Regions from separate parts of the Mus musculus genome. Here region 2 is linked to region 1. The links are chromatin loops, found by intact Hi-C in ENCODE. Cell type or tissue: heart. All regions are shown on one strand. Each heading gives the region's core, and the rest is flanking DNA. Links, peaks and the distances in the headings are about the cores only. Region 1 holds the start of Senp7 (SUMO1/sentrin specific peptidase 7). Region 2 holds the start of Tfg (Trk-fused gene).

The links. A loop is a pair of places that touch in the nucleus more often than their neighbours do. Peaks named below come from ENCODE experiments on the same cell type or tissue, not always from the same donor. Only the 100,000 strongest peaks of a DNase experiment are listed, where the experiment ranks them.
Region 2: it touches region 1 in a loop (3.0-fold over the local background); 2 of 42 quality-filtered maps call a loop at or near these places.

What each region holds. Positions count from the first base shown.
Region 1 is chr16:56,070,420-56,086,206 of GRCm38, reverse strand. Senp7 (SUMO1/sentrin specific peptidase 7) reads right to left here and starts at 10,803. Exons shown (of 24, transcript NM_025483.4): 1 at 10,629-10,803; 2 at 3,799-3,851. The coding sequence starts at 10,668. In heart, for the core only: a CTCF peak has its summit at 8,610 (motif pointing right); DNase peaks (open chromatin) are centred at 10,256 and 10,586; H3K4me3 peaks cover 1,887 bases; H3K27ac peaks cover 2,905 bases.
Region 2 is chr16:56,709,835-56,725,621 of GRCm38, reverse strand. Tfg (Trk-fused gene) reads left to right here and starts at 8,172. Exons shown (of 8, transcript NM_019678.3): 1 at 8,172-8,437; 2 at 12,782-13,011. The coding sequence starts at 12,828. Adgrg7 (adhesion G protein-coupled receptor G7) reads left to right here. Exons shown (of 16, transcript NM_172825.3): 16 at 634-1,013. The coding sequence ends at 867. In heart, for the core only: no CTCF peak of the experiment used is centred there; a DNase peak (open chromatin) is centred at 8,061; H3K4me3 peaks cover 2,932 bases; H3K27ac peaks cover 2,529 bases.

The sequences.
Region 1 (15,787 bases), core at 4,701-12,700:
AAATTTTCTTTCTTTAAACTGTTCCTCTAATAAGTATGCACAGCAGCAGGCTAAGTAACAAAATTAACATCCTGAACTGCCGAAAACATATCTTATAATGCTAAAAAGAAAGCACTCAAGAAAAAAAAATAGCATGATATTAAAAGGCTACAGGAGGGCTAGGAAAATATACAACTCAGTACACTACTTCTGTTTTTAAAAGCACAGAAACCTGAATTCAATCCCAAGAATTCACATTAAACATATGTGTATGAATAAATATAAATATGTGTATTTGTGTGTGTGTGTGTGTGTGTGTGTGTGTGTGTGTGTGTGGTAGCTCACACTTAAAATCCTAGCACTGGAGAGGTGGAAATCCACAAATCTCTGGGGTTCACTGAGCAGTCAACCTTGCCTACTTCTCAAATTCCAAAACAGCAAGAGATCCTGTTGGGGGCGTCGAGAGTTGGGGAGCAGGAGGAGAAAGGACACTTGAGGCTGCCCTCCACATGCATGCCTGCACATGCCCTTGACACATGCACATACATGTTCTCCGCACATGCACTCACATACAAATGAATACACATACAAATGCATACACATATACACACAAGGGAACACAGGAGCCAATCTGAAAAATACCCTATTGCCAAAACTGCAAAACTTTGACCAACAAAATCATCAACAGTAGATTATAATAAACAGAATAAGTATCTGAGAAGAACTTGATATAAATAAATGGAAAAGGGACAGCTCTCTTTCACAGAAAAAATTCTCATTAACCAAACACACACACACACACACATCCTTTCAGGTTGAAGAATAGTCTATAAAGTATTATCTAGTTCTTTTCCAAAGTGTCATGGCTATAAAAGCAACAATACTAAAGAAATGTGATAATCAGACACAGAAATTAAAAAGGTATAACAAGTAAAGGAAATGAAGAATCTTGGAATGGATCTATAGGTTAAAGTATCAGATCAAGGCTAATTTCTTATTTTTTGACATTCATACTCTCATTATATAAGATATTAACATCAGAATAAACTGAACAAATAGTACACAGGAATTCTGTCCTATTTCTATAACTTTTCTGAGTCACAAGTTATTTGAAAATAAAAATGTCATCCTAAAGAGTATGGAAAGGGGGTGTGGCTTTGGTGGCAAAGTATATCCTCAGCATTTTCAAAGCCCTGGGTTCCATCCTCAACACTGTGAAAACCGAGAAAGGGTAAAGGAGGAACAGGCAGGGAACTCAGGGAAGAGAATCTGACAATGATGTATTAACTTAGTATTATGGATATATTTCCTAGGCTAGCCTCAAACTTCTGGACACAGGAAACCCTCCTCCATCAGGTGCGGTGTCAAATAAATTTAATCCTAGCATTTGGGAGGCAGAGGCTGTCTCTGTGAATTTGAGGCCAGCCTAATCTACATAGAGAATTCCACGCCAGACAGGATTACACAGTGAGACTCTTAATCAAAAAAATAAAATAATGGGGCTGGAGAGATGGCTCAGCTGTTAAGCGTACTGACTGCTCTTCCAGAGGTCCTGAGTTCAAATCCCAGCAACCACATGGTGGCTCACAACCATCTGTAATGGGATCTGATGCCCTTTTCTGGTGTGTCTGAAGACAGCGACAGTGTACTCACATACATGAAATAAATTTTTAAAATCTTTAAAAAATCGTATTAGTAACGATAATGAGGATGATGAAGGAAAAGAGAGAAAGCGATTATTACAAAGAACTACTGGAACTTATTCTCTCTCAGCTCATCTTCAGCCTGTTTGCTCTTCTATTTTCTTTTTTTTTTTTTTTTTTTTTGGTTTTTTGAGACAGGGTTTCTCTGTGTAACCCTGGCTGTCCTGGAACTCACTCTGTAGACCAGGCTGGCCTCGAACTCAGAAATTTGCCTGCCTCTGCCTCCCAAGTGCTGGGATTAAAGGCGTGTCTTTTTTTTTTTTTTTCTTTTGGTGCTCTTCTACTTTCTGTCAAAAGCTGAAGCTGAACAAGGCTCTCAAGAGAAAATGAACAAATGCCAATGGCTCTCCAATACCGTGAACAAAATACATTTATTTTCTTTTACTCACTGAGCTATCTCACTGGCTCAGCACTTCTTTTCTTTACAAATTACTAGGCTCGGGTATCCTGATATAGTAACAAAAAATGAACTGGTTATGACAGTTTCTGATCTAGCAATATTAAAATACACACACACACACACATACATACATACACACATATATGGATAGATAGACAGACAGACAGACAGTTAGATCGCTCACCCAACTTAATCTAAATCAAACACTTTAAATGGAGAAAGCACCCCCTGCAAATTTTAAGTCAACTAATGAAAACAAATACCTAAAATAACATTCTTTAGATGGTTCTCTAAAGCACTCCTGACTCCCTCCCATCACCCTCCTCTGCCAAATGCTACAACTGCCTAACACAAAGAATGTTCTAAATTAAGGCTAAACATGTAGCCAGAAATAGTACTGAGTGACTTAACTTCAGCACTCTGGAGGCAGCTGATCTCTGTGGGTTTGAGGCAACCTGGTCTACATAGTCAGTTCGAGAACAGCCAGAGCTACATTGTAAAACCCTGTCTCAAAATAAAAGGGTGCATGAAAGAAAAAATTTATCTAATAAATAATTAATATTTATTATGTAAATCAGGTTATTCCTACATTTAAATCACAAAATGCTAGGGGGTCACTTTTTTTAAAAGATGACTTTAAAAACGTGTTATATAAGTAGAAATTAGTAATTGCTCTTGCTAGCTTTGTCTTATACAGAATAAGTAAATAATTTTTTTAATTATACATCCTGATATAGGTGATCCTAGTACTTAGAAGGCAGAACAGAAGAATAATTTTCAGCTTTATAGTGTGTTCAAGGCTACCCTGTGCTACATGAAATGCTGTTTCAAGAAAATAAAACATAGGGCTGGAGAGATAGCCCAGTGGTCCAGAGCACTACCTGCTCATCCAGAGGACCTGGGTTCAATTCCCAGCACCCATATAGCAGCTCACACCTGTCTATAATTCCTATTCCTGAGGACCCACCCAACACCCTCACACAGACATACATGCAAACAAAATACCAATGCACAGGAAATACAAAGAAATTTAGAGAAAGAAAGAAAGAAAGAAAGAAAGAAAGAAAGAAAGAAAGAAAGAAAGAAAGAAAGAAAGAAAACAGACAGACAGACAGGCAAGGAAGTGCAGGGTCTGGAGAAGTGGCTCACAGGAGGCTAAGAGCACCAGCTGCCCTTCCAGAGGACTCAGGTTCAATTCCCAGCACCCACATGGTGGCTCAGTCACACCATCTCTAACTCTAGTCCCAAGAGATCCAACACCATCCTTTAGCCTCCGCAGGCACCAATCAAGTATGTGATGCACAGACATACATAGAAGCAAAGTACCCATACACATAAAAATTAATTAATTAATTGGTTAGTTAAAAAACCTAAACTAAACAAAAACAAGGTATCATTTTCAGTTATATCAGGAATATAACTCTTCTAAATCTAAATTATTAATAAATGAACATTAGACATGGCATTCATTCACCAAAGAAACACTGAACTATGCTTTATATAAAATCTAAAATGAGCACTGGAAGGTATACTGATTACCATGTAATAACTTAAGTCTCATAAAGTTCCGTGTTCCAACCTCAGTTAGTCAGAACACAGAATTTTACCTAAAACACTGACTAAAGTTTTACAGTATACTGTAATTACACTAAAATGAGACTAGCACAATGGTATTGGTATCAGTAACTTTGAAGACATGAACACATGAACACATACCTTCTGTAAATCAGCTGGTGATGACTTTTTCCGTTTTCCCTCTGTAACAATCTCTACAAAAATGAAAGACGTAATAAAAATCATTACTTAATATCTAAATGACAGAATTTAATGAACAGGATCCTTTTATATATACCACGTATTTAAAATTGTTTGTTATGCTTATAATACACTGATATGTTCTGTAGATCCTAAAGGGCTATGCCTAAAGACCAAAAAATCTGTCATGTGTCAGTGTAACAGACAGTCACAAAAGTCTCCAGCATGAGGATAATTTAGAAGAACTAAACAGAAATTTCCTCATACCCATGGTAGAATCAGATGATTGGGCAAATGCTCGTGATAGAGAGCAGAGGTGACATTATCTAGAAGTTGGCAGTATTCTACAAAAAGATTTCCTTTCTCTCTCTTACACACACACACACACACACACACACACACACACACACACACACAAAGCCACACAACGCTGCATAAATGGAAACACTTTAACTCTTTACTCATCAGTGTTTTCAGACTTCCTGTGGGTTTTACTTATATGAATTCTCTCAATCAGCAAATAATTTGCTTAATACTATCATGTGCCACTCATCTCGGGTATAATGAGCACGCCTTTAATCCTAGCACTCAGAAGGAAGAGCCATGTGGGTTTCTGTGATTTCAAGGCCAGCCTGGTGGTCTACATACCAAGTTCCCAGACAGCCAAAGCTAATGGTAAGATCCTATTCAATAAATAAATAAATAAATAAATAAATAAATAACTGTAACCTACCAAATTATATAGCAGACTTCATAATAAAAACTGCATACATATGCATATGTATATACATAACACCAAGACATCTACTTGTGGCATATTACTATAATTTGGCAAGAAAATTTTTGTCACAATAAATGATGGAGAAGCAATCTTTTGTTTGTATGTTTGAGTACATGTATGTAATGGACATGTAGGGTGCAATCAGGCAGGTACATATGCAAGCTGCACATCTCTGAGTATGTAGGGAAAACAGAAGACATCAGGTGTTCTGCGTATCAATCGCTGCCTTACTAGAAACAAGGTCTCCTTCACTGAACCTCCAGGTTCAGCCAGCAGCCAATGGGCCCACTACCCTTCAGTCTCTATCCACCACAAGCGCTAGGATTACAGAAGCCTACAGCTACACTAGTCTTCCGAAGGATGTTGTAGATTTGAACTTAAGAGATCCACCTGCCTCTGCCTCCCAGGTTCTGGGATTAAACGTGTGTGCCACCACACCCAGCTTTACCCAACTTCTGAAATAGAAACCTCTCATTCCACATGATGTCCTTGGCCCTGAACCCTTCCCTTGATTCCACCTCCTGTCACATCACTTTACCCTACGTTAAACTAAACTTATTCTTCTGCTTCCTCCTTCTGCTTAGTATCATTAGATTCATTATCAACTTTAGTATCCCCAACCCCCGAAAACTCACATTTCTTTTTCTTCTCAAGAAAGGGTTTCCCTATATAGCCCTGGCTGTCCTGAAATTCGCTCTGCAGACCAGGCTGGCCTCGAGCTCAGAACCTGCCTGCCTCTGCCTCCCCAGTGCTGGGATCAAAGTGTGCACCACCATGGCTGGCTGCAAACTCACATTTAAAACTCTGAAATTAGTTACGTCCTTTATTCAACCCAACATAACCTCCTATTCTTGAGCTCAGATTTCTAAAACTCCATTTTCATAATACCTCACCTATTTCACCACAAGCCATGACTGCAATAGTAACTTCTCAAACTGTATCTGGATTTGTCTTCCTCCCACTTTCCCCGTCATCAAATCTCCTCCATGCCCCTCTCCCAGCACCTCACCCTAACTACAGTTTGCCTGATACATCGTTAACCATCATCTTCTCCGCTGACCTTTCCTAGTCTTTTCTTTCTAGCCCTGACTCCCTACTCCAACTGTGTACTTCCCCTCCTCTCACTTTCTCAGCTTATTCCTGTGGCCTACCTCCTCCCATCCCTTAGCTCCTTCAGGCTCTTCAAATCTGCCTTCTCCTATTGCTGTTGGACCACATTCACCAGGAAAAGTAACCTCTATGGGCAAATCCCTTACATGACTTTCTCTGAAATGCTAACATTCCACTCTCCTCCTAACCCTACTCCTAGTTTACCTGCTTGCCAATGTCTATTTTCTCCATTTGCAAATTATCTGACCTTGTTTTGTTTTGGGGTTTTTTGTTGTTGTTGTTGTTTTGGGTTGTTTGCTTTTGCTTTTTTTTTTGGTTTGTATGTTTGTTTGTTTGTTTGTTTGGGTTTCTCTCTAATGTAGGCCTAGCTGGCCTAGAACTTGCTATATAGAACAGGCTGGCTTTGAAGTCACATGGTGCTGGAATTAAAGACGTGTGCCACCATGCCTAACTCTTTACACTTTCTCTGGACAATCCTACTTACTTCAACTGCCTTAGGTATCGTCTTGGAAAAGAATACAGATTCACCATAATTAGTTGCAGCTTTTTAATTTGAATTTAATTGTAGTCCATTACTTTTGAGGAAGAGGCCAGTGCAGGACTTTCCCTGAGGTCCTGATGCACAGAGAAGGAACTTAGTCCCTCATCTATAACAGGTACATGCTCTGCAAGGCCAGTAATGGCCAGGGCCTTGGAGGAGCTGCTGTTTTCCAGATCCTGAGAACCCAACTTTTCCCTTCCAAAGCCAGTGAGCACTTGGTCTGTGATGAACTTGAGATATCTTGTGTTCTCTTTGTGAAAAATTGCTTGATTAGTTTCTTGCAAACTGTCCCATTATGATAGTTTTCTGCTGACTCTGCCATTTTCCCCTACAAACTGTATGTAAGATGCTGTACTTCTTGATAAACTTGTTTGGCATTAAGAAATAGCTTGTGTAAGACCTGATCCCTGCTTCCCTATCTTATCTTCTCATCCCCTGGTTATCGCCCTTAGGATCCAGGCACTAAAGAACAACTTGCTGGTCCAGGTCACATTATACTTCTAATACTACAAACAGATATCACCTGGACCAACTGATGCATGTTAGGAAAATATATAATAGGACACTAAGCCCTCAAGAAGAAATCAGGATGCACTCAGCTACATTTCCATTTATTTATTGGGGGCTGGAGGATTCATACATATTGCAGGGCTCATGTGGAGGTCGGAAGACAATGCTCAGTTGTCTCTCTCTCACCACCAAGTGAATTCTTGTATCCGTTTCGTCAGGAAGCACCTTTACCCACCTACCATCTACCAGTCCTCACAGCCAATTTCTTTCTTTTTTATGTTTTTAATTTAAATGGAATTATATCCATTTCTCCCCTTCCTCTCCTCCTTTCAGCCCCTCTCCGCTACCCTCGCTTGAAAGCCACTTTCTTCATGAGCCACAATGCACAAGAGCACACAAAGAATTTAGAAACCCTGAAGGTAGTTTGGTTTTTGGTTTTAAACCCAAACTAGTTATTTTTTAGCCATGTAACTCTTTTTTTCCACAAAGTATGGAAAATTAACATAAAATGGCAGTAAAAGATATTAAAGATATAGATACTGTATTTAGGACCAGAATTTTAATCCTGGTCCTGTTTCTAACACTAGCTCTTACTACAGATGCTTATGACTCTTAAATCCTAGTTTCATCCATAAATCAAAAATAATAGGTCACTTGAAAGGGTTTTTGAAAGAATGAAAGTTTGTCAGGCCAAGAGTGCAGAAGGTGCAGTCCAGCAATGTCATCTTCAGACACTTGCAAACAAGATCTCAGAGCTGAGCTCGGTGAGTACGTGAAGAGGAAGACAGTGTTGGACCACTGGTTTTGATGAGTACATGAATCTCAGGTGATGAAGAAGAGATTTACTCTAAAACAAAGTCAAGAAAACAACGGGGCCGGACAGTGGTGGCGCACGCCCTTAATCCCAGGATTTGGGAGGCAGAGGCAGGAGGATTTCTGAGTCCAAAGCCAGCCTGGTCTACAGAGTGAGTTCCAGGACAGCCAGGGCTACACAGAGAAACCCCATCTCAAATACCAAAAAAAAAAAAAAGAAAAGAAAAAAAAGAAAACAACTGGGTCATGCTAAAAGGAGGTGATATTACTATGCTACAAACTGTTTCCAGGGACAGGAGCCATGGCTCAGCAGTTAAGTACACTAACTGCTCATGCACAGGGCATAGGTTTGATTGCCAGCACCAACATGGCGGCTCACAACTATAGTCCAGTTCCAAAGGCTCTGATGTCCTCTCCTGATCACCACAAGCACCAGGAGCATGCATGGTTCACATGTGTGCATGCAGGAAAAATACTCATAGACATAAAATCAAATATATAAATCAAAACTAAAATATTTGAAGATGGGGATGGTGGCGCACTCCTTTATTCTGAGTGTCCAGGAGGCAAAGGCGGGCAGATCTCTGAGCGTGAGACCATCCTGTTCTGCAGAACAAGTGCCAGGACAGCATACTTCTGTTAATATCTATGTGAAAAGTCAAATATACTATTAAGTAATTTCCTTAATGTTCATATTACACAACTAGAAGCATACTGGGGGGAGCTAGAAAACTAGATTTCTGAATGGTTCTGATAACACATCCTCTGCAGAAAGGCCATTTCCAAAGGAGAGTCATGAAAAAAAAAAAATTCTCTACACGAACACCAACAATTTTTATGAATCCGGGGTCTTAATCTCAAAATTCACCCAAAAAGATCTTTCCCAGCGATATAGTTAACATAAATAACTGTGTGTTTTCAGACCAACCACTTTTTAACTCTCAAAGTTCCTTTTTTGTTTGTTTTTTGTTTTTAAAGATTTCTTTATTTGTTATATGAAAGTACACTGTAGCTGTTTTCAGACACCCCAGAAGAGGGCATCAGATTCCATTACAGGTGGTCGTGAGCCACCATGTGGTTGCTGGGAATTGAACTCAGGACCTTCAGATGAGCAGTCAGTGCTCTTAACCACTGAGCCATCTCTCCAGCCCTTCAAAAAAGCATATTTCTAAAAAGCATATCCATCAAATAAACTATAATAAGTGAATATAACCGGGTGAGGGGCACAGATTCTGCCAACGGATAGAAAAGGCTAATATCTTAATATAACACACTAACACGTATAAATGCACCAAGCTGAGATGGAACGTATTTATTAAGAAGGAACTGTGCATCTTAAACTGAGATTATGATCACACCTGAAGTTCTCCATCCAAAAACTCCCAAATGATACTAGATACTGCATTTTTCTAGTATGTCAATTTTACTTGACCCCAGGGAGCAGGAATATTAAAACAAAAACTCATCAGTAGAGACATGCATATAAAAACACCTTTATGTCTTGCATAAATATGATTTCAAAGGCAAAGAACAGCTAGTATCTTTAAAATACGCAGTGGGAAAAGGCTAGGCGTGGTAGCAACACACCTAAAATCCTAGCACGGGAAAAGTCTGACGCAGGAGACCCCTGAGCTCCAAGGCTGCAAGAGGACGACCATTCCTCAAAAAAAAAAAAAAAAAGACAAAAATATTGATAAAATTGATTGCATATGAAGAGATCTTGGGAGTTCAACTCTGTCAAACCGAGTCCTCAGAGATCTGTGCTCATAGCCTTAAGAGCTTTAGACACATTGCCACCGGGCATACCTAAATAGATTTGGAACTGCTGAGTCTAACTCTACCAAAATAAACCGTATAATGAGAAAGTTTACAATGGGTTGAGCTCAGTTGGTAGTGGTGCAAGCCTTTAACACCCCAGGACATGGGAGGCAAAAGCAGGCATATCTCTGAGTTGGGAGGCCAGCCAGGTCTACAAATTGAGTTCCAGGATAGCCAGGAGTACACAGAGAAACTCTGTCTCAAAAAAACAGAAAGAGGAAAAAGTGGGGGGGGGTCGCCTGTAACCCCACCATTCAGAAGAGGTAATCAGGGGGAATAGGAATATGACCCCATCTTGAGTTACACAGGGAGACCTTTTCTCAAAAACAGAAAAAGAAAAGAAAACAAAAACAACTCAATGAATTCATCGACACTGTTTTATGTACTAGACAGTGCATTTCTATGCACACGGGAGCTGACTCCAGGAATTAAGAGGTGCACTTAACAGATGAGATGGATAACAATAACTTGTCGACGGGGCGGAGCTCTATCTCAATTTTATACAAAACTTAAAAGAGGTTCTTGAGTTTCAAGTCTTAAAACAATTCCAAAAAATGGGCTGAGATAAAAAAACAAAAACAAAAACACAACAACAACAAAAAACCCGGCTTCAAATCCTTTGACTTTCGAATCACTTTTGGAAGATGCTGGAGGCTGGAAAAGAAAAACGCTATTAAACGAGCCTGTCGGACGAGAGGGACAGCAGGAGTATTTTATTTACTCGAGGCGCTGCGGGGCGACCGACAAGCCCCGCCTTCCTCGCTTGCAGCTTCTCTGATCTGCCAAAGGAAGGAGGGAAGCCGGCCAGGCGAGGGGTCAAAGGATCAGAAAGGAGAGTGACATCTTGTGCGGGGAAGGTGGGAGCGAAAGTGAACGCGGGTGCAATTGCGAGGAAGGCGTGGCAGGACAGCGGCTATAGCCAGCAGAGAAGACCGCTGGACCGAAGACAATCAAGGAGCGTGTCCCGGGAGGAGGGAGCATACCAAAGGGGTGCAGAAGGGGCAGGCGGCCGAGGCTTTTCGACAGCTGCGGGCGCCCCCCCCCCCTCCAGCTCTCCATTATGCGCGCCCCCGCCGCTCCCTCCCTCCCTCCCTTCCTCTCTCCCTCCCTCTCTCCCTTCCTCTCTCCCTCCCTCTCTCCCTCCCCACCGCGCCGCGGAGCCGCCGCCAGCCGCGCAGGTACAATGGTCGGCTCGGCCCTCGCGCCGGCTCTCCTCACCTGATGAAGCTCGCCGACGCCCAGGCCTGGCCCTGTCCATCTTCTCCTCCGCCGGCTCCTCCAGTCCCACTTCCAGGCGCTGTCACCTCAGGACCCCTCGGGCTGGGGAAGGGAGGGGGAGGGGAAGAGAGAAAGCCAGAAGTGAGATTCGCGCTTGCGCACTAGTCGTCGCCTCCCCCCCCCCCGACCGGAAGTCCCTTGCCCCTCCCACCTCTGCCAGAGGTAGCGCTTCCTGGGCCTTGTTTAGCCTGCGAGCCTATCGTTCTGTCGTTGGTTAGGCGAAGGGGACTTACCCCACGAGGGTCCCTAAGGAAAAACTTGATTCACGATTTTTTAACCCGTTGACTTTAAAATAAAATTTGAGTTGACAAAAATTACAGATACCGAGTACCTCTGCTTTTATGCCTTTTGAACGAAATTACCCCCCAAAATATGAGAAGCTACTGTCTGTGGTATTTCTAGCTATTTGTCCTCAAGAAGGCTACTCAAACTTAGAAACAAGGACAGCAAAATGTAGTTGTTCCTGTTGTTTGATGTAAGAAATAAACAAATATGAGTCTTTTCTATCAAAAACTATAAAGCCTGTGTTTGGTACTGTTAGGCCTCAGGATCCAAAATAACAGTCGTGGCCCAGCACTTAGATCTCTGATAGATAAAGGCTAGCATTTGTTTCCCTTGCCTAGGAGATGGGGCAGATGGCTCCTCGTTGACATATACCTGTGGTTGCATATCAAAGCCCCAAAGTCCCCATCCACAAATACCCCTACCCCAGCCTCCTGGCCTCTCACCTTCCCTACTCCTGCAGATGCTAAGCACCAGGCTGTCCCAGAGCTCCACTCTCTGGGGCCAAGGATTCTTCCCCTGCACCTGCCATCTGTTACTGTCTCACCATCCCCACGCTTCTCTCTCTCTGCTCTTCCTGCGCCCCCTCCCACACAGGAGCAAGAAACTCACATCTTTTTTTCTCCCCCACCTTGTATGACATTTAGACACGTTGTAATCTTCCCACCCAGTTGGAGCCAGGAATGTTATGTATTCCCCTTCTCATTTCCTGTGTGCTAATTCTTTTCAAAATAGCCACTAGAATTAAGACTATAACATGCTTGACCCAGGGAATGACACTATTAGGAGGTGTGGCCTCTTGCAGTAGGTATGTCACTGTGGGTGTGGGCTTCAAGACCCTGGTCCTTGTTCTGTTAGTAAAAAGATAAGGGAGAGGAAGAGTATGTTTGGTGGCTGTGCAGTCAGGTGTGGGAGATGGGGTGCCTCCACCAGCCCATGCTGAGCCATCCCTTCCCCCATAGAGTTTATTGAGTAGACACCGGCCATGAGCACCATGAGGACATGGGGAGAGATGGGGGAGGGGAATGGGGAGACAGGCAGAAGGAGCAAGAGGACAGAGCAGGAGCAAGAAGGCAACAGAGCAGAAGAGAGAGGGAAGGTGGCCAACAGCCCCTTTTATAGTCAGTCGGGCACACCTAGTTGTTGCCAGGTAACTGTGGGGTACAGCCTAGACAAAATGCTAACAGTTCTAGCTGCCAATCTTCTGTTTGCCTTTGGAACAAGATGTAGAACTCTCAGCTCTTCCTATGCCATGCCTGCCTGGACACTGCCATGATCCCCCCCCCCCTTGATGATAATGGACTGAACCTCTGAACCTGTAAGCCAGCCCCAATTAAATGTTGTCCTTTATAAGAATTGTCTTGGCCAGGCAGTGGTGCTACATGTCTTTAATCCCAGCACTTGGGAGGCAGAGGCAGGTGGATTTCTGAGTTCGAGGCCAGCCTGGTCTACAGAGTGAGTTCCAGGACAGCCAGGGCTACACAGAGAAACCCTGTCTCGAAAAAAAAAAAAAAAAGAAGAAGAAGAAGAAGAAGAAGAAGAAGAGGAGGAGGAGGAGGAGGAGGAGGAGGAGGAGGAGCGGCCTTGGTCATGGTATCTATTCACAGCAGTAAAATCCTAAAATATTCTCAGAGCCCCCCACCCAGGAAAGACACAGGTCACCACCTGAATTACAATATAAATCAAATTCACTTCCTTTCTCAGTGTTTGCTCTTCTGAGCACATCCTCCTCATGAAGTCAAGTTTGCCTTGTTTAAACATTTCAATTGGAATGGTGGTCTCTTTTGTTACTATCTAGCCCATTTCTAACATTTGGCTCTATAGTGAGACACTGGATGCTAAATCCACTCCAGTAGTGACAAACACGACAGGCCCTGAAAACCTGGGCGCTGTCCCGAGGCGAAAAGTTCACAGAAACTTAGTCTCCTGGAATTAGGGCATCCTGTATAACGAATGCTCCCATGTCCTTGCTTTAGTTGGTAAGCGGATCTGTGTGCTTTCCCTTAATATTGAGGAACCAGAGTAGATACTTAGAACTATAGATAGCTGAGTTACACCCATATACAAGTATTTACAATGACCTAGGGAGAAGGTGGACTATACAATAGACTAGAATAGAAACTACGGCAAGGGCATGGAAGCCCTCGCCCCTGGCTTCTAAGTTTAAGCTGACTTTAGGTGGGGCTGCTGTTGATCCCAGTTGTTAACATTGAATTTTATCCCAGTTGGTTCCTGCCAGTCCTTCCATGTTTGCATTCCTCTGTTTTATGTAAGAATCCAGTAACCTCATTGTCACTTAACTTCCCTATTTTCTTCTGTATAAAAAGTTTGATGCTTGATTTGACAAATTACCTTCAGATCCACACCCCCTTGTGTCGTGTCTGTTGTCTTGTCTGTTTGTCACCCCAATTCCCGCCGACTCTATGCCCATCTGCTGGAACCCCTGATTCCCACTGAATCAGGAAGGTTTGAAATCAGGATTGAAGAGGACCCACTGGACCCACTCCGTGGCAACTGGAAAGCAAGAAGGTAGGAGGAGGAGGATAAAATAATACTGGAATGTTCCAAGCCAGAGGGTACAACAGAAATACTTGAGTCTTAATATCACGTTTCAAGCCAGGCATACTCAGACCAGCCAGGGCTGCACATTTCCCGGTCCTTCATCCTTTTGAAGTGTGCAATTCAATGACCTTTTTTCTTTCCTTACATCACACCAAACAGAGACATCACACCATTATATGGTAACTCCCTAAAACTCTTCCCTCCCTGACCTATAGCTGCAGTTAAAACAAAAAACAAAAAAAAAAAAAAAAAAAAAAAACAGGTTTCTGGAAGCCACAACAGACTAGGATTAGCTACACAGCTTAATTCACAATTAAAAAGATATAGGATGGTAAGTGAATGAGAAAGAGAAAAAGATAAAGAAAAACTAAAGGAAAGGATATGACTGCTCCTAGGGATGGTAGAGGAGAACGTTTATTATAGACAAAAGGGAGAGCATAGCCAGAGGCAGACACATCTGGGAGAGCCCAAAATGGTCTTTGAATGAAATGTAAAGTAGTGACCAGGAGAGGGGGTGCCTTTGGCAGGCCTGTGCCAAGGTGTACCCCTGAGAAATTACACCATGCAACAGATCTGCTGCAAAAGAGGTTTACTGGGGGAGGGGAGAGGAATTCGGACCTGGGGAAAGGGTAGAGGCAGAGAGAGAGAGAAAGAGAGAGAGAGAGAGAGAGAGAGAGAGAGAGAGGGAGGGAGGGAGGGAGGGAGAGGAGAGAGAGCTGTGGGTGGGCAGGCACAAGGTGGCTCACCCAGAGAACAGAGAGGGAATGCAGAGAGAGAGCTTTGGGGTGGCTGTTGGTGCTTTTATCTGCAGTGCACACCTGGCACACATGGCAATGGCAGTAGATGATAAGCAGCTGCTAGGTCTCTGGCCAGTGGAATTGCCTGCCACTAACAGTTATGACCCTGAGCAATGTGGGAAGAGGAGGAGAAGAGAGAGGGATGAGAGGGGAACCAGGTACAGCAGCCAGGTCAAAAGTACAAAAAGAGGAAGGTAATCAAAAAGTCTGGATTACGTGGGAAAGAGCCTCTGGGAAAAGCAGCCCAGTCCCCTGCTGTTCGGGGCAGGGGGTGGGGCTATACTGTGCATCAGCTAGGGGTTGAGGAATGCTGGAAGAACCTGGAGTCTTTGTGTTTGGGGATACTGATATGAACTTCACAGTGAAGGAGAGAAAGAACTGGGGCCGAAGTAAGAGTGTGCATAGAAAAGCCATCCTCCTGGCCAAGGTGTGGTCCTCCTGCCACCTTTCTCTGAGCTCAAAGTTAACAATAGCTTTACACTGTCTTTGCCTGGGAGGAGCAATCTGGTTCCTGCATGACAACCTGTTCCAGAATATGACCTCTGGCATAAATAACGGCTCTCAGTTTGTGGGTGATCTTTCTTGCCTATTGGACTTTCTGTTGTCAGAGTTTAAGGTGACTGCAGATTTAAGACAATTATTTGTTGTAACCTCCCCCCACAAGCCTGAAGCAGGCTGAGCCAGACCTTGACTTTGCTTACCACTAAGGAGATCACCTAGGGTGGAGCCTGACTCCCTGGATCACTCTACTATTCTGCCACTGCTGCTGCTCCTACCTGCTGGGAGTCAGCCTAGCTGTCTACATCTGATCCTACACATGGTCACCTCCAGTTTAGCAGGAATGGGCCTCCCCTCTCCTTTATAAAGCGTGTCCGCCATTAAAAATTTGAACCTTGAGCAGACTAGCTTGTCTTGGTTCCATTATTTCTCTACCTGCCTAGATTCCCTCTTCTCTTCCAGTTCCAAGATGCCTCCCAGGCTCGAACGGGACATGAGAGCCGCAGGCCGGCCCCAACAATTTGTCTTTGTGTCTTCAGCAGTAAAGGGAAACAATCTCTACATAGACAATTCTTGATTCATAAACATTTCTAGATTCAGGGATAATCAAGAGTCCCAAAGTAAAAGAGATAGATCCAGAGTAAAGACAGATGCCAGGCTTTGCTCCTGGTTTCAGTTACCCTACGGGCCCAGGTAAAGAGTTAATTCTTTCTTATATTTTTGGTTGTGAGCCTAGCCTTTAACGGCTGAGCCATCTCTTCAGCCCGAGTTAATTCTTTCTAGCAGCTTTGACAGGCCTGCCATAGTCCACGCCAACTTCTGTCTGCTTTCTATCTGTATAAATGTGTCAGTCTACTGCCAAGTCTTCTTTGACTGGTTTATATCATTTAACATAATGTTATCAAAGTCCATTCATGTCCTGGTATTTATTAGAAGATAGGTTGGTTTTATGAGTGGATG
Region 2 (15,787 bases), core at 3,704-11,703, 640 kb before region 1:
TGGTAAGGCTTAGTTTCTAGGGTTGATGTAAGAATAGAAAGGATTTGAGGATGATGGACGAATGAGAAGGGTGTGAAGCCGATAGGACTTTGGTAAGGGTCAGCTTAAAGCCATGAAGAAACAACTACCTTTTGTGGCTTATGTCTTTATGTGCATCTCCTTATCCATGTGTATAGAACAGGGAATCAGTGACTAGCAGGGTCTTAAATTTGTGTTGTTAAGAAATTATTGAGTATATAAAATTCCAGCTATGTTACTAAATCTCCAAGAAATGGAGTCTCAGAATGTTGGAAGTAGAAGAAGAAACGGGTAACACCCCCCCCCGACCACCCCCCCAACACACAAAAAAATATCTTCCAGTTTTATAAACTGAAGATTGTAAAGATTAGGGAACAGACTTGCACAGTGGTGATGTCAAGCCAGGGCACGAGCCCTGGTCTTCTAAATAAATATGCGTTACACGCAGCACTGTGTATATCTGAAGGGCATGCACATGCGCAGCAGCTGCAAGCTCCTGTTGTCGAGCAGCTGTGCTTCCTCAGAGTCGGAGGGTGAAATGAAGTCTCTTCCTTCGGTACTGCAGAAGTCTGTATTGTAATATTGCCTAGTATTAAAGCTTGCCTCTCTTTTCAGGGATTGCAAATATTCATTCTCTACACTGTTCGAACAAAAGTATTTCAGAGTGAAGCTTCCAAAATACTGAAGTCACTGTCATCATCCTTTGATAGAACGAAGCCAATGCCTTCGATAACCCCGCTGAAACTGCGTGTAAGGATGTACAATATGCTCAGGTCCCTACCATCCCTAAATGAACGCTTTAGGCTGCTGGAGCCATCTGGAATGACTGAGGAAACATCATTGTCTTGAAAGTGACCAAGCAAAATCAAGTGCCTAACAAGAGTTACCCATGATGGTCTTTTGATTCCAACTCATAAGAATTGTATCTGTTTATGTTATTCTCTAAGTGTCCTACAAGATCTTCCTGAATGCATGTTAAAGCTGTTTATTATCACAGGGAGAATGGATTTGGTAGCTTTTTGTGGTTTTTCACTATATTACTATGTGAGTCAAATGAAGAATCATACATATATATTAAGATGACCATAGTTACTAAGTTTGCATGACACACTTTGACAATTATGCAGAACTCACAACAAATTCTTTTACAATGAGAAAAAATATTACCTTCTAGAACACAGTGGCTCCTGATGAGTACAGGGAGTTGCTTACAGACATTAAACTTTTGCCAATGAATTGTTTGGCAACCAGTCTCCTCTTTAGGAAAAGGAGTTTTGTTTAAAAAGTGTTTTGTGTTTGCTAGGCCCCGGCCTAGTCTCACAAGAGACAGATGCTCACAGTCAGCTATTGGATGGAGCACAGGGCCCCCAATGGAGGAGCTAGAGAAAGTATCCAAGGAGATAAAGAGATCTGCAACCCTGTAGGTGCAACAACATTATGAACTAACCAGTACCCCGGAGCTCTTGACTCTAGCTGCATATGTATCAAAAGATGGCCTAGTTGGCCATCACTGGAAAGAGAGGCCCATTGGACACACAAACTTTATATGCCCCAGTACAGGGGAACGCCAGGGCCAAAAAGTGGGAGTGGGTGGGTAGGGGAGTGGGGGGGAGGGTATGGGGGACTTTTGGGATAGCATTGGAAATGTAATTGAGGAAAATACGTAATAAAAAAATATTTAAAAAAACAAACAAACATCTAAGAACTTAAAAAAAAAAGTGTTTTGTGACCAGAATAATCAACTCTGTAAGAAATGGATAGAGAGATAGATTAGTAGACTGCTAAACCTCTAGTTAGTTATGCATGTGCATGTATACACACACACACACATCCCTTTTAATATCTTTTTGCTTTGTTTTGTTTTTTTTGTTTTGTTTTTCGAGACAGGGTTTCCCTGTGTAGCCCTGGCTGTCCTGGAACTCACTTTGTAGACCAGGCTGGCCTCAAACTCAGAAATCTGCCTGCCTCTGCCTCCCAAGTGCTGGGATTAAAGGCGTGTGCCACCACCGCCAGGTTTAATATCTTTATATTATTGATGATTGATGAGATTCAAAATGAAAAGCTATACTCATAATCGCATGTATGGCTTTTAAAAGCTCTAGGTAGTCATAGAACACCAAACCTTGAAGTATGAAGAGAACCCCCTCTGAACTCAGGAGATGCCTTCTTTGAATTTTTGCTTTTTTGTCAGAAACCGGGCTTCTCCTGTGAGTGTACGAACTAAGGATCTAATAAATTTCATGTGATCTTAGCACAGGCTTCTCATGATTCACTAAAGACTGAATTCTTTTAACTTTTAAAATCTGTTTTATGGCTGCATATACCATGTGCATGCAGTGCCGGTGGAGGCCAGAAGAGAGGTCCAATCCCCTGGGACTGGAGTTATAGTTGTGAGTGGACATGCTGGTGCTAGGAATTGAACCTGGGTCCTCTGGAAGAGCATCCAGTGCTCTTAAATGAAAATCCTTCTCACCATTACGCAAAGAATGTACATTCTCACAGAAATGGTTGCAAATGACAATTGACAATTGGATTCTGAGGGAAGCCGAGACAAGCTTATTTAGTCTATAGTATAGATGAGACCTAATGAGAGAGTAGATAAAGTAAAGAGAAGTACAAAAGAAAACCAATTCTGAAAGGCCCATGCTCTAAGCAGTGTTTCAGTGCTACACTCAGATATGGGCTGGACAAAGAAAAATAGTAAGATGCAATTGACTCAAAATTTGATCAGATGAAAATATCCCTTAAGCCAAGCCCTGAAAAATATGAGGAAAATCAAAACAAACTATACTCAGCCAGAGGAGGATGTGATTTTTTTTCCCTTGGTGGCTAACGTTTCTGTGTTTTTATTATCTTTCGAGTATCCCAGTAAAATTCCATAAAATGTTCCTTTAAACATGCAAAGTCCACATGCAATTGTGGAGACTAATTCACATGAAACCCTGAAATCTGACCAGGAGAAGATCATTCCTTTGGTTTGAACTTTTACCCTGAGTGCTAGTCAGCAGTCTCATTTGGTGATATGAATCTAACTCAAATTTAGGTCAAAGGTTAAAGGGAATATGCTAACTTAATGTAAAGTCCAAGAGCCAAGTTGGCTTCAGATAACGTTTCTGTGTTCCGTTTTGTCTGAGGCAATACCAGGTTTTGTTTGTGATCCTGACTTGTGTATTAGCAATAGCTATTTTAAACATTCAAGTGCCCTGGCTTGAGACGTGAAATAAGTGCATGGTAACATGAACTCCAGGCCTAACTAGAACCCAGAATAGTGATAATGTGTCAGAATTCTATCCCCCCTGTCCTGTCTCTGTGTTTCTTTATCCTTGTTCTCAAATATGGCTATTGATTGGCATTGGCACTCCTAACCCTAAAGCCTTAAGATCTAACAAGAAGAGGGATTTCATTCCTCTTGGCAAACCGCTTGCCAAATCTTTCAGGATTTAATTCTCCTTACTCTTCCAGCAAAAGCAGAGGTGTTTAAAATAGAGGGACTCTAAGACTATTTTATGGTAATTAAAAAGGGAGGACCAAATGAGATGCACTATAGACAGCCACAAGGAAGCAAGGGGAGAAGATACTTCTTTTGAGCCAGAGACATGAACAAAACATGAAGGTATGAGCAGGAGCTGAAAACACCTCTCCTCAGTGGTCTGGGATTGAGACAGAGACAACCAGCTTTCCCTAGAAAAAGGGCAGAAAAGACTCTGGGCTGCCAGCCCCTCCTATGCAACAGGTTCTTAGCAAGTCTCACACTGGGTGCAATCAGCAAAAGTCAAGAAACAGGAGTCTATAGAGCACACAGGTAGCCCTCTGCAATAGAGTACAGTGGGCAGAGAGAGACAAGGAGGGCAAGCAGGTCCAGAGCTGCTATTGTCTACCCAGAACATATGCTTTGTGCTAGACATTTTGTGGTAGCCTGGGTCAAATACTCATTGTGAGGGAGAGATAAGGGATAATTTATTTGACAGATGCTTATTAAGCACTGTGAAGAATAGACAACTACATCACAGAAGGGATGCTGAGAGCAAACTTTAGAGGGCTACTACATCTGACAAAATACGAATATCTGCTGAGAAATGAGCCAGGCTAAGACTGGTCACTCGTTTTCCTCGTCTGAACTGTCTTTGAGTGGGATCATCCAGAGGGAGAATAGGATAAGAGTAAATACAGACTATAACATGTGGCTTTAAAAAGAAAACCAAAACAACGTATAGTAAGAAAGACTCGGAACTCATTTTCAAGCTGTTGAATATGAGCAGGTCCTACTCTACCCATTTTCTGGTTACCTCTGGGATGATAGTTCCTGGTGAGGTTTTTTTTTTTTTTTTTTTCCTTCTTTTCCTGCAGTGTCAAGAGAAACAAATCATCCGACCTTTGGATTTTCTTGCCTGCATCTTAACTGACAGTTGAAAGTTCACAACTCAACTGCCAGTCCCTTGCTCTTTCTCCTCCCATTTCCATCTTTAAGTTTATCTTGCTTCTTTGTTTTTTTCTCCCGTGTTTGTGTGGTGTTATTCATGACAGTAAAGCTAATGAATCCACATAACTATTGGTTTTTGGACGATTGAGTAAAGTAGTTTCAGCATATATGGGCACTTTTTACCTTGTGAGTTTGTAAGTAACTCATTGTAAATTAAAAATACCATAATAAAATGCATTTAATATGCCCAAAGTAGCAAGTGCTATAGCTTAGCCTACACAAACATGTGTAGACCCCTGACAGTTGGACAAAATCACATATCAGGGAGCTGGTTTCATAATAAGGTGCAGTTTACTGAATGCCATGTAATATACTGGGCAGTATCACTCATTTACTGTCATGATTGGGTGGCTGGCTGGGGGCTGTGGCTTGTGGCTGAAGCCCAACATTTTGAAATCATACTACATATTGCTCACCTAGAAAAAGATCAAATTTCAAAGTTGAAGTGTCATTCTACTAGATTCATACTGCTTTTGCACTATCACAAACTGAACCGTAGGTTGAATCCTCACAAATTGAAATTGTATATATTGTTTATATGGAGAGGTACTCAGCCTTAGGGAAGAAAGAAAGGCATGGCCATTTGCAGCAGTGTGGATTACTCTAAAGAACCCAGCTGCAGAAACACTGTCTATAATTGCAGGTCTATGTGGATTCTGAAATACAGCTGCACACAGGGTGAGAGTAGAATACTACCACCAACGATTGGGTGGTAGAGGAAAAGGTGGCTTGTTTCCTGCAAACTTCCAGCCTCACACTGGGTATGTTCTAGAACTCTACTGGACAGCAGCAGAGTCACTGTAACTAATAGTGGTGTACTGTATTCGCAACAGTGCTGAGGACACATTACATGATTTTGCACATGTATAGCCGTGAGGAGATGGCTATGTTAGCATGATCGTGATAGTTCTCAATATCATATTGTATACCTGAGATATGTAATTTGTACTTTATCCTTTATTACAGCTAGTGAATAGTCATCTTCACAAATATGTTTATAACAGCAAAATCCATAATGGTTTAATTTTAAACCATTGTCTACTTTTCTATATTCCCTAGAGTCCTTGTCTTAACTTTAACAGTTAATGAGATTGTATTATAATTTTACTTACCATTACATACTTATGTAGTCCTGCTAATAATATTAATAATAATAATCACATTGAAGTCCCCTGAAATTCTCATCTACTGAAGAAAATTTGGGCTTGTTCCTTTATGTAAAAAGAAAACATTTTATCTGGTTTTGACTATTAGGAATCAAACTTACTTTTGGACATGTTCTTGGCTAACATTTTATTTTCTCTTAAAATACTGCTTAGAGTCACTGGGTCACAGAGTAATTGTAATTTATTTTAAACCTGTATTTTTAAACACTTTATTAAATCAATAATAGCTAGCTGCATATGTATCAGAAGATGGCCAAGTTAGCCACCATTGGAAAGAGAGGCCCATTGGTCTTGCAAACTTTATATGCCCCAGTACAGGGGAACGCCAGGGGCAAGAAGTGGGAGTGGGTGGGTAGGGGAGTTGGGCGGGGGTATGGGGGACTTTTGGGATAGCATTGGAAATGTAAATGAAGAAAATACCTAATAAAAAATCAGTAAGAGCTGAGCTGTTTTCTAAGGAGGCTGAGTCATTTTACAGTGGCAACAGCAATACTTAGCAGTTTAGTGCTAACTTTTAAGGTTCTGATTATTCCAAAGGGTGTAAATAGTTATAATTCAGTTTTGGCCCATTGGTCATGTTTCTGAGTACCAGCTCTTAACTGAAGATGTGGAGTGTTTGTGTGTGTGTGTGTGTGTGTGTGTGTGTGTGTGTGTGTGTGTGCAGTAGAGGCAAGTAGGGCAGAGTGACATGATCCAATGCTTATCTCTTACAAGCTGTTCCCAGGGGCCTCTGGTACAGTTCCTATCTGTATAGTTTGGTACAGTTCCTATCTATCTGTATAGTTTCCCCAGTGGAACTTTGCTACATGCAGAGGTATGATCTTACAATTTGTTGGACTTTGGACTTTGTTTGCCATGAAACCATAATATTATAACTGAGACTTTCTGGACCTTGGTGATAATAAATGAAGATGAAACCCCCTACCCCCAACCACCCGGTACTCACTAGACAGCAATAGAGAAGGGATGTGTTCTAGACTGGGAGTTTAGATGACAGTTACAAGTCATGTGATTTGAGATAAGATCACAAGACATTATAAAGGAATAAGCAAGACAAGGAAAACTCTGAATTTCAGGCCACCACTAAAATTTGTGACTATGAAGGTAAGCTGAAATTATTAACAAAATAGTACCCCAGTTAAGTAGTGAATGAATATATTGTCCTGAAAGCAGACAAGCAACAGTACTAAAGTCCTTTCTGAGCACTGCTACAAAATCTACAACCTCTTCTTTCCAGATTATTCTGGTAATGAGATCTCTGTGTTTCTAGATGTAGATTTTTTTAATAAAAAGTATGCTCAAATTACATCTATAGGCATTGTATGGTTTTTGCACAGATACTATAGGGAACTGTATCCATGTCTAGGACATACGGTATTATAGAAAAGAACATAAAGGAACATAGCAAAAGAACAAATTATAAAGAAAGAAGTCTGTATGAGACCAGAGCACACATCTAAGCTTTCTTCCTGGACACACTTAATTTCTTCCAGCAACAAGTCCCTAAACCATGTGAATAGTCTGCCAGAAGTTACTTGTAAGACTTAGATTGTAGTGTTAGATTATACCACTCCACTTTGCTTTATTTATTTATTTTTCTTCTTCTTCTTGTTAAAGGAGATTACGGGACCCACTGGTTGCTGTGTACTAAGATTCCTGGCACCCAGATTGCAAGCAGATTGAAATGTGTTCAGCGTAAAATACATTTATTCAAACACTTTAGACACAAGGGATGGCTCTTAATAAAGAACAGTGGAAGCATTGTTGAATTCTAGTTGCTCAGACACTAGTCAGGGACCAATGTGTAAGCAGTCTTTTCAAGGGTGAGTCCAAGCCGTGTTTGCTCCTTTGTGACTGAGTCACCTCACTCAGGATGATAATTCTCAAGTTCCATCCATTTAAACACATCCAAAGCAAAAAGAAAACTGAATTTAGGCGAGTGTAGGGTATGGTCAAATCTCTATCCTATAAAAGCCTTCTTGAAGCCTCGGTTTTTACTATCCAAGTTTGTCTTTTGCACCGGTGGGTGTGCCCTCTAAACTCGGATCTTCCTAAATGTTTGGGTAGAGCTTAGCTGGGGAACTGACTCATCCTAGCACTCTTTCGGCAAAGCGTAGGCACTCAATCCTGAATGAATGAATGAATGAACGTGTAGAAAGAAGGCGGAAAAGGGGTTCGTTTTTTCCGAGATGTGACAGACTAGCGCGTAGTCACGACAGCCACAAAGCAACAAGACCCAAACCTTTCTGGACAGATGCCCCACTTCCCCCAGGCTCTCGTAGCAAACCCAGCCCTGCAGACTACGCCCCGCCCACCCAGCAGCCAGACTTAGGAAAGACTGGCTGCCCGGAAAACCGGAAGTGCTGGTAATTCCCTGCGCATGCGTGTCCGCCTCGGCTCGCACTTCCTACACTCGGTCATCCAGTGAGGAAGCCGGGCCGCTCACCCGACGCAGCGGGGTCTTCGCCCGCCCCGCCCCTCACCCACTGCGCATGCGTCCTGACTGGCTTGTGCGCCTGGAGGCGGGGCGCCAGGGCAGTTTTTTTTTTTCTCCCCTTCGCTCCCGCCCCTGCGCTTCCCACCTGCCACGTACGGGACCGTGGCTGTCGCTAGGCTCGTCGGGTGCGTGCGATTGGCCAGCTCTGCGCAGCCTGCAGCTCGGCGAGGCTCGGCGGACGGCGGCGGAGCGGACGGGGTTTGGAAGCCTCCTCTGCGACACCGAGTGAGCCCGCAGCGGCCGGGTCAGCTGAGGTGGACGGCCTCGGCAAGCGGGGTATGTCCGCCGGAGTGAGGCGCGCGTGGCGACTCAAGGAGGAGGTCGGGGGAACCGGGAGGGCCGCAGGGCTTCTGGAACCTCCCAGCGCCGGGTGGGAGGGTGGGGCTGGGGACCGTGGGAAGGGGCTGGGAGGGAGGGCGCAGGGCCCGGGTGAGGCGGACGAGCGGCCCGGCATGGGGGAGGGGCGGCTGGGAGGGAGGGAGGGAGGGGGAGGAGAGGGCGCCCGGCCCGGCCTGACCTGGAGGGCGTTTGGCCCCGCTGATACCCCAAGTCCTGTTCCCTCCGGCCCCAGAGAGTAGAGGGGAGCCTGGGGGTACCTCTTACGGAGGTCGAGAACCAGGGATCGAAGAAGCCTGGGGCGTTTGCTCGGTGCTTCACCCTCTAGAGCAACTTGGAAGGTGGAGGGTGAATCATGGAAGACATAGAAAGGGGGCTTGAGAAAGCCCAAAGCGTTTGTGCCTGATCCCCGGGAGTGGCTTGGACGTTGGAGCGTAGACCTGGAGTTAATCGGTAGATTGAGGACACAGAAAGGAGCCCCATTCGGTCGTACACTCCCGTGCTTAGTGTCCTCTTGGGGCCCTACCCAGTTTTACTGATTACAGTTGCCAACTTTTGTTAAGTTGCCGTCTCTGGGCACGGTAGGGAGAATTGTAGATAGGTAATCTCAAAGATTCTACCAAAGTAGCTTGTTAGGCTCCCTTCGCATGTGCAGAAAGTACGCCGCAGAGAAGAACTTGAGCTCACATAGCTACCAGTGAAAATGGTTACATTCTTGCCATATACACTGCGTGTCATACAGATTTTGAGACCCACTTACAGTTTTAGAATAATCAAGGTTCTTTAAAGAAAGAAAAGAAAAGAGAGAAAGAAAAAATAGAGAAGAAAAAGGAGCCAGTTGGTGGTGGTGCACTCAGGAGTCAGAGGCAGGTGGATTTCTGAGTTCGGGGCCAGCCTGGTCTACAGAACAGCCAAGGCTACCCAGAGAAATCCTGTCTTGGGGAGGCGGGGACAAGAAAAGAAAGAAGGGAAAAAGAAACTTGTTTAGAGGGTGGGCGTTTTAGAAGCTTCTGAAAGAGGGCCTCTTCTCAGGTTAAGCAACAGGTGCCTGAGGCTGAGGTATCCTAGTGCAGGGGCTATGTCCTTGGACACATCAGTGTATCCCAGTTACCAGGAATTTCTTGGATGAAGGTTAAGTTCCAGGTTGAGTCACTTCTGGACTTAGGAAGTAGTAAGACAGCAACGAGATGCATCAGAAAATGCATAGTGATCTTAACAGTAGTTCTAGGAACTCATTCATGTTAATCTCTACCTGCTTAGAGAAAGGCAGGACCAGAGTTGACAGCTGTGTGGACGAGGTTTTCTCTTGGGACAGGAAATAACGGTGGTGCCTGACATTGCTACACAAATGGACAACTTTTAGCTAAGACTGCAGGGAGGAAACTAGAAATGAAACTGGGCCACCCATGGTAGATGTTAAGGATATGTAATGTTAGCTTTTAGGTCCACTGGAGCTGAGTGCTTCCCAGTTCCATCAGAGGGCATATTAATTACCAAGTACATTTGTGCTGGAACTTGGTCTTACTTGGGAGTGTATCTTGATATGAGGTGCCCCTTCTGGCCAGGTAAAGAAGGTACTGTGAGATGGTTCTATGGTTCAGGAACTGAGAGTGTTCAGCTTTCTAAGCACCGGTCCTTAGTCTATATTGCTGACTTATATGGCCTATAGATAGAAGGCAGTAAATGCAGATTTATTGTAAGATCTTCATTCCTGTCAGACTATCAATGAAAGTATGAGATAGTTACTATCTTTCTAAACTTAATATGTTTTAGAGCCTGGGGTAGAGTAGATGTTATGTAAATGTTTTCTAAAGGTGGAGAACAAATTGGGCCAACAATGTAAGAGTTGGTTCTATAGAGGTGTCACGTCATCACAGCCATTAGAAGTCACCTGTGAGACTGATCAAACAAAACCCAACAGTGCTCTTTACATTAAGATAACTGTGGCATCCAGATTGTGGAACATTGTTCCACTTTGTTCTTCTGCTTTGACCTTGTAGTGAAGGGCTGTTTTCATTTGAGGGATAGTTAGACGCAAAGACTAGATAGAGCGTTTATGTGAGGACTACTGGGAGGTTTATATTTAATATTCATGATATAAGCTAGGACTCATGAAAAACAATTCAAGATGAATAGTTTGGTGATTTGGTGAGGGATTTTCCACATTAAAGGGGCGGGGGTGAAAATGGAGGTTCAGTAAGTTTTAGGGAAGGAGACAGAAAGCTGGCAATAGTGAAAGTTCAGGAATGAAAGCAGAGTAGCCTGTGGGAGGTTCAGGACAGCTTAAATGGTGCTCTTGGTCATTTACTTGGAACAGGTAAAAAGAGTAGGAACATTCTGTGTCTATAGATAAGCATGTTAAGGAATTACTTGGCCTTGCAGAAAAACAAATATTAACCCATTACTTGATCCTAAATATGCACTTTTATAGTAGTAATTTGAATTACTAAAAGTCTTAAGGTTCAGAATTAGGATTATAAATTCATAGGACAATCATATTGAATAACCTGAAATGAGATAATAATAAGAAAAACCCATGAGGGGAAAATTCTGTAGCAAGCCAGTATCAAATAGCTACTTTTACCATTTAAAAAAATACATTTTTTTAACGTGGTACCAAGTATTTATGGAACCCAAAGCCTTATGCATACTAAGCAAGCACTGTACCACAGATCAATGTCCTTTTTTAGAGTCTGGTAGCCTGGACTGATCGATCGATCAATTATTTATTTATTTATTTATGGTTTTCCTAGGCAGGGTTTCTCTGTGCAGCCCTGGCTGTCCTGGAACTCACTTTGTAGACTAGGCTGGCCTTGAACTCAGAAATCCACCTGCCTCTTCCTCTCAAGTGCTGAGATTAAAGGTGTGCGCCACCACGGCCCGGTGCCTGGACTGATCTTGAACTTTGTAGTTGAGGCTGGCCTGAGTTCCTGATCCTGTCCATCCTATACTTAGTTCTCTTCTTTTTAAAATAAAGAATGCATGGCTGGGGAGATAGATGGCCAAGCTATTAGCAGCAGTACTACTTTTGAAGAGGACCCGAGTTCAGTTTTCAAATCAGAGGTCTCACAACCACCCATGGTTCCAGCTCCTGATGATCCAACTCTGGCCTCCTGGGGCACCTGCACACAGAAATAAAATAAATCTTAAAAAAATAATAGGAGAATACAGTCTAATCATACACACCCATTTTGATTGGAGGTAATGTGGGTTGACAGGTTAATGGAGTTGTGTTGCTTGATCATGGATAGTTGTTCAAAAGCCCAGGAGAATACTACTCATTTGCCCTTTTTCTTTGAGTTTCCAAAATAGGAAATTAGAAAAAATACTCTTGAGATTTTATTTAGGAAAATATAGGTTCTAATTTCATGTTCATACATGCTTCCTCTCCCAGGTTAACATTAGAGTTGCAAGTTAATAATTTTGTAGCCATTGTCCATTTGAATAACTACTATGTACAAGGCTTCTTCTGCAATCTAGAAAGATAACAAAAGCACAGCTTTAAAAAGTCACATAGTGTTTAGGGCTTTGAAGAAAAATAAAGCAGGGAGAGAAGACAGTGATGAGGTGCATTTTAAGTTAGATTGTTAGGGAAACCTCTAGAAGATACATAATTAGCAATCTGGTTCCAGTGAGGGGTGTGAAAGACTTGAAGGCAAAGGACAGAGTAAACACAAAGCCTTCAGTTGGGAGGTGATCTAAAACTGGTATAGCAGGTGCGAGTAAGGCAGAGAAGTAGAAAATGCCGGAGGTTGGGTCATTTGTACGTTTTTCTATGGGAATTCATTGGAAGGTTCTAAGCATAATGACATTAGATTTTACTTAAGAACAAACGTCTGGTTTGTTGATTCAGTGAAAGTGGGTGGAGGTAATAAGCAGATCATTTGAGACATTTTGAAATAAAGCAGACAAAGTAGGGAATTGGTTTCAATATTGGTACTGAAGATGCCAAATTGGATGGATTACCAGAACACTTTAAAGGTGGTGGTGACACCAGGTTTGCTGACACTTTAGATGTGAGGTGTGAGAAGAGGGAAGCAAGGCCTTCTTGAAGAGTTGCCACTAACAGATGTGAAAGCCTTAGGAGAGGCAACTTTGGGGTAGAAGTCAGGAATTTATTTTTAGACAGATGGTATTGTCAGCTAACTAGTTAAAATAATATAATACATAAAATAGAAATTACATTAGTAATAAAACACTTCCCAGACCATTTATGTGTCAATGAGAGGCACTATTTTTAAGGGGCACAATTTCTTAACATTCTAATAGTTCTGCTTTGATCAGTTTTTTTCCCCTAGAGTTGTATATATAGAGCATCCTGGACTCCACAATGAACGGACAGTTGGACCTAAGTGGGAAGCTGATTATCAAAGCTCAACTTGGGGAAGATATCCGACGAATTCCCATTCATAATGAAGACATTACTTACGATGAATTAGTGCTAATGATGCAGCGAGTATTCAGAGGAAAGCTTCTGAGTAATGATGAAGTTACAATAAAGTATAAGGATGAAGGTAAGCTTTTAAGGTATTAAGTACTATACATGTTCTTTCACCCATTCCCCCACCCCCCAGTAGACTAATTCTCCATTTCCCCTAGCCATTTTATTTTACCTACTATTTGTATAGTTCATACAATTCCTTTGTATGTTAAAAATGTAATTGATTAGTAGAAGGGAGTGTCTGACATTTTCACATGTGTTTTTCAAATACTTTTCTTCTGCTCAGATTTCCACATGTATGTTCAGATTTGAAAGGGATTCTGATACTATATTGAATGGAAAAGGAATTTCTTTACCAACTGTGATGTTTGTATATGCTTGGCCCAGGGAGTGTCATTATTAGGAGATGTGGCCTTGTTGGAATAGGTGTGTCACTGTGGGCATGGGCTTAAGACCCTCACCCTAGCTGCCTGGAAGTCAGCTCCTCCTGCACCATGCCTGCCTAGTGCTGCCATGTTCCTACCTTGATGATAATGGAATAACCTCTGAACCTGTAAGCCAGTCCCAATTCTTATAAGAATTGCCTTGGTCATGGTATCTGTTCACAGCAGTCAAACCCTAAGGCAGAAGTTGGTACCAGGGACTGGGGTATTCTTGTGATAGGCCTGACCATGCATCTGTTTGGAAAAATGTGGATTGGGGGACTTTGGATTTGGAAAGCAGTAGAATGCTTTAAGTGGGGCTTAATGGGCCATCCTGGTAGGAATATGGAAGACTTTGTTGCTGAGGGTGATTTGAACTGTGGAAGCCTGGTAGTAGAAGTTTTAGAGGAGAATTTTAATACATGAACCAGAGACTATTTTCTTGATATTTTGGTGAAGAATGTGGCTGCTTTTTGCCGTTATCTGAAGAGTATACCCAAGGCCAAGGTAGGGAGATTTATATTAATTGCATTGACAAAGGAAGTCTCAAAAAAGCCCAAGAGAGACTTTGTTCTCTGGTTAAGTCTCATGAAGAGCATTTTGAACAAGAGTAGCAAGCTTAGAAAGGAAAAATAGAAAACATATGGTTCAGGTATTAAAGGGGTACCAAGAAGTGAAATGAAGCTAAGTACTATTTTCAAGGGTATTAAATTGAATTAAGGGAGTAGTGATCTTGGGGCAAGATCGCACCCAGATAAGTTAAGATCCAGGCATGGTAGCACAAGCCTTTAATCCCAGGAGCCTAAGACAAACAGATCTCTTGAGTTCAATTCCAGCCTAGAACAAAGCAAGTTCTAGGTGAAGAGAAACTTAAATCCAGGCTTGGTGGACCACACCTTTAATCCCAATGTTTAGAAGACACACATGTAGATCTCTTGAGTTCATAGTCAGTTTATGGAGCAAATTCCAGGACAGCCAAGCTTAGGCAGTGAAGGAGTTGGAAAACAAAGCTAGTGATAATGTAATAGAGCAAGGGAGCCATATTCTAGCTCCAGCAGCAGCAGAACTCGGCAGCTTCAGCCTTGTGGCTCTGAGGGAGGACTTTAGAGTCCAGAATAGAAGGCATTACTGGGACAATTGATTCTGGTTAGGTAGAGCTAAGAAATTAGTGGTGATTAAGAAGAGACCAGCATCACTGAGGTGAAATCTTCTGGGGAGTGTTTTCTGAGAGCACAAAGAAGCTGTGTTCCAGAGATAGCCAAGGTTGTAACTCCTGCAGCAGCTGTACTTGGTATTGTGTAAGAGTCACCCGCTTTTTGAAGCATGAAGTGGTCATGGAGAGCAGCTAAGCTCAGCATTGTGAGAGGCCATGGAAGGCCATTGGTAAAGGTGCAGCCTCAGTTGCAGTTGATGGCCTAGGACTGAAGGAGTCATGAAAAGGATTTGAGGCTTGGCAGTTGGTGAAGCCTAGTTGCCCCAGAAGAATCCAGTGTATTGGAGATGCCAGTACCATGGGATGCTCACCAAGAGCAGCAGCAGCAGTGGAGTGGGGTCAACCTGAGCTTAGAGTGCTACAGAGGACAGAGCTGGAGAACCGATACCAGCCCTTTGGAGGAGCCCAGAATGTCATGTGTGGATCCCAGACATTGAAACAAGAACCTGTAATACTGAAGTTGCCTTGGATACCCCATGATTTTCCATATGCCAGAGCCATAGAATACCTGCTGAGGAATGCTGCTAGCAGGGAGTGAAACCACCCTAGGAGAAGGAAGTTTGTTGTAGTCAACAAAGTTAAAAAAGGAGTTGGAGATCTGAAGACCACCTTTGATATCAGGCATGGAGATGTAGTTTGGACTTTGTCCAGCTGGTTTCCTGTCTTGATTTAAGGATTACAGTTAAGTGATTGGATGAATCGCAGAAGAGACCTTGAACTTTGGACTGTTAACACTGTTGAGAGTGCTATAGACTATGTGGACTTTGGAAGTTGGACGAAATGTATTTTGCATTATGGTATGGGTAGGTATGGCCTCCATAGATTCACGTGTTTGAACAAGCTCATGGGGGCTAGGGAGTGGAATGTGATGTATATGCTTAGCTCAGGAGGTTGCTCTATTAGGTGTGGCCTTGTTAGAATAGGTGTGTCATTGTAGGCATGGACTGAAGACCCTCACCCTAGCTGCCTGGAAATCAGTATTATGTTAGCAGCCTTCAGATGAAGATGTAGAACTCTCAGCTCCTCCTGTATCATGCCTGCCTGGATGCTGCCATGTTCCTGCCTTGATGATAATAGAATGAACCTCTGAACCTGTAAGCCAGCCCCTTATAAGAGTTGCCTTGGTCATGTTGTCTGTTCACAGCAGTAAAACCCTAAGACACCAACCAAATACAGGAAAGCTGGCTTAAACAAAGGCAGATGTCTCTCTGTAT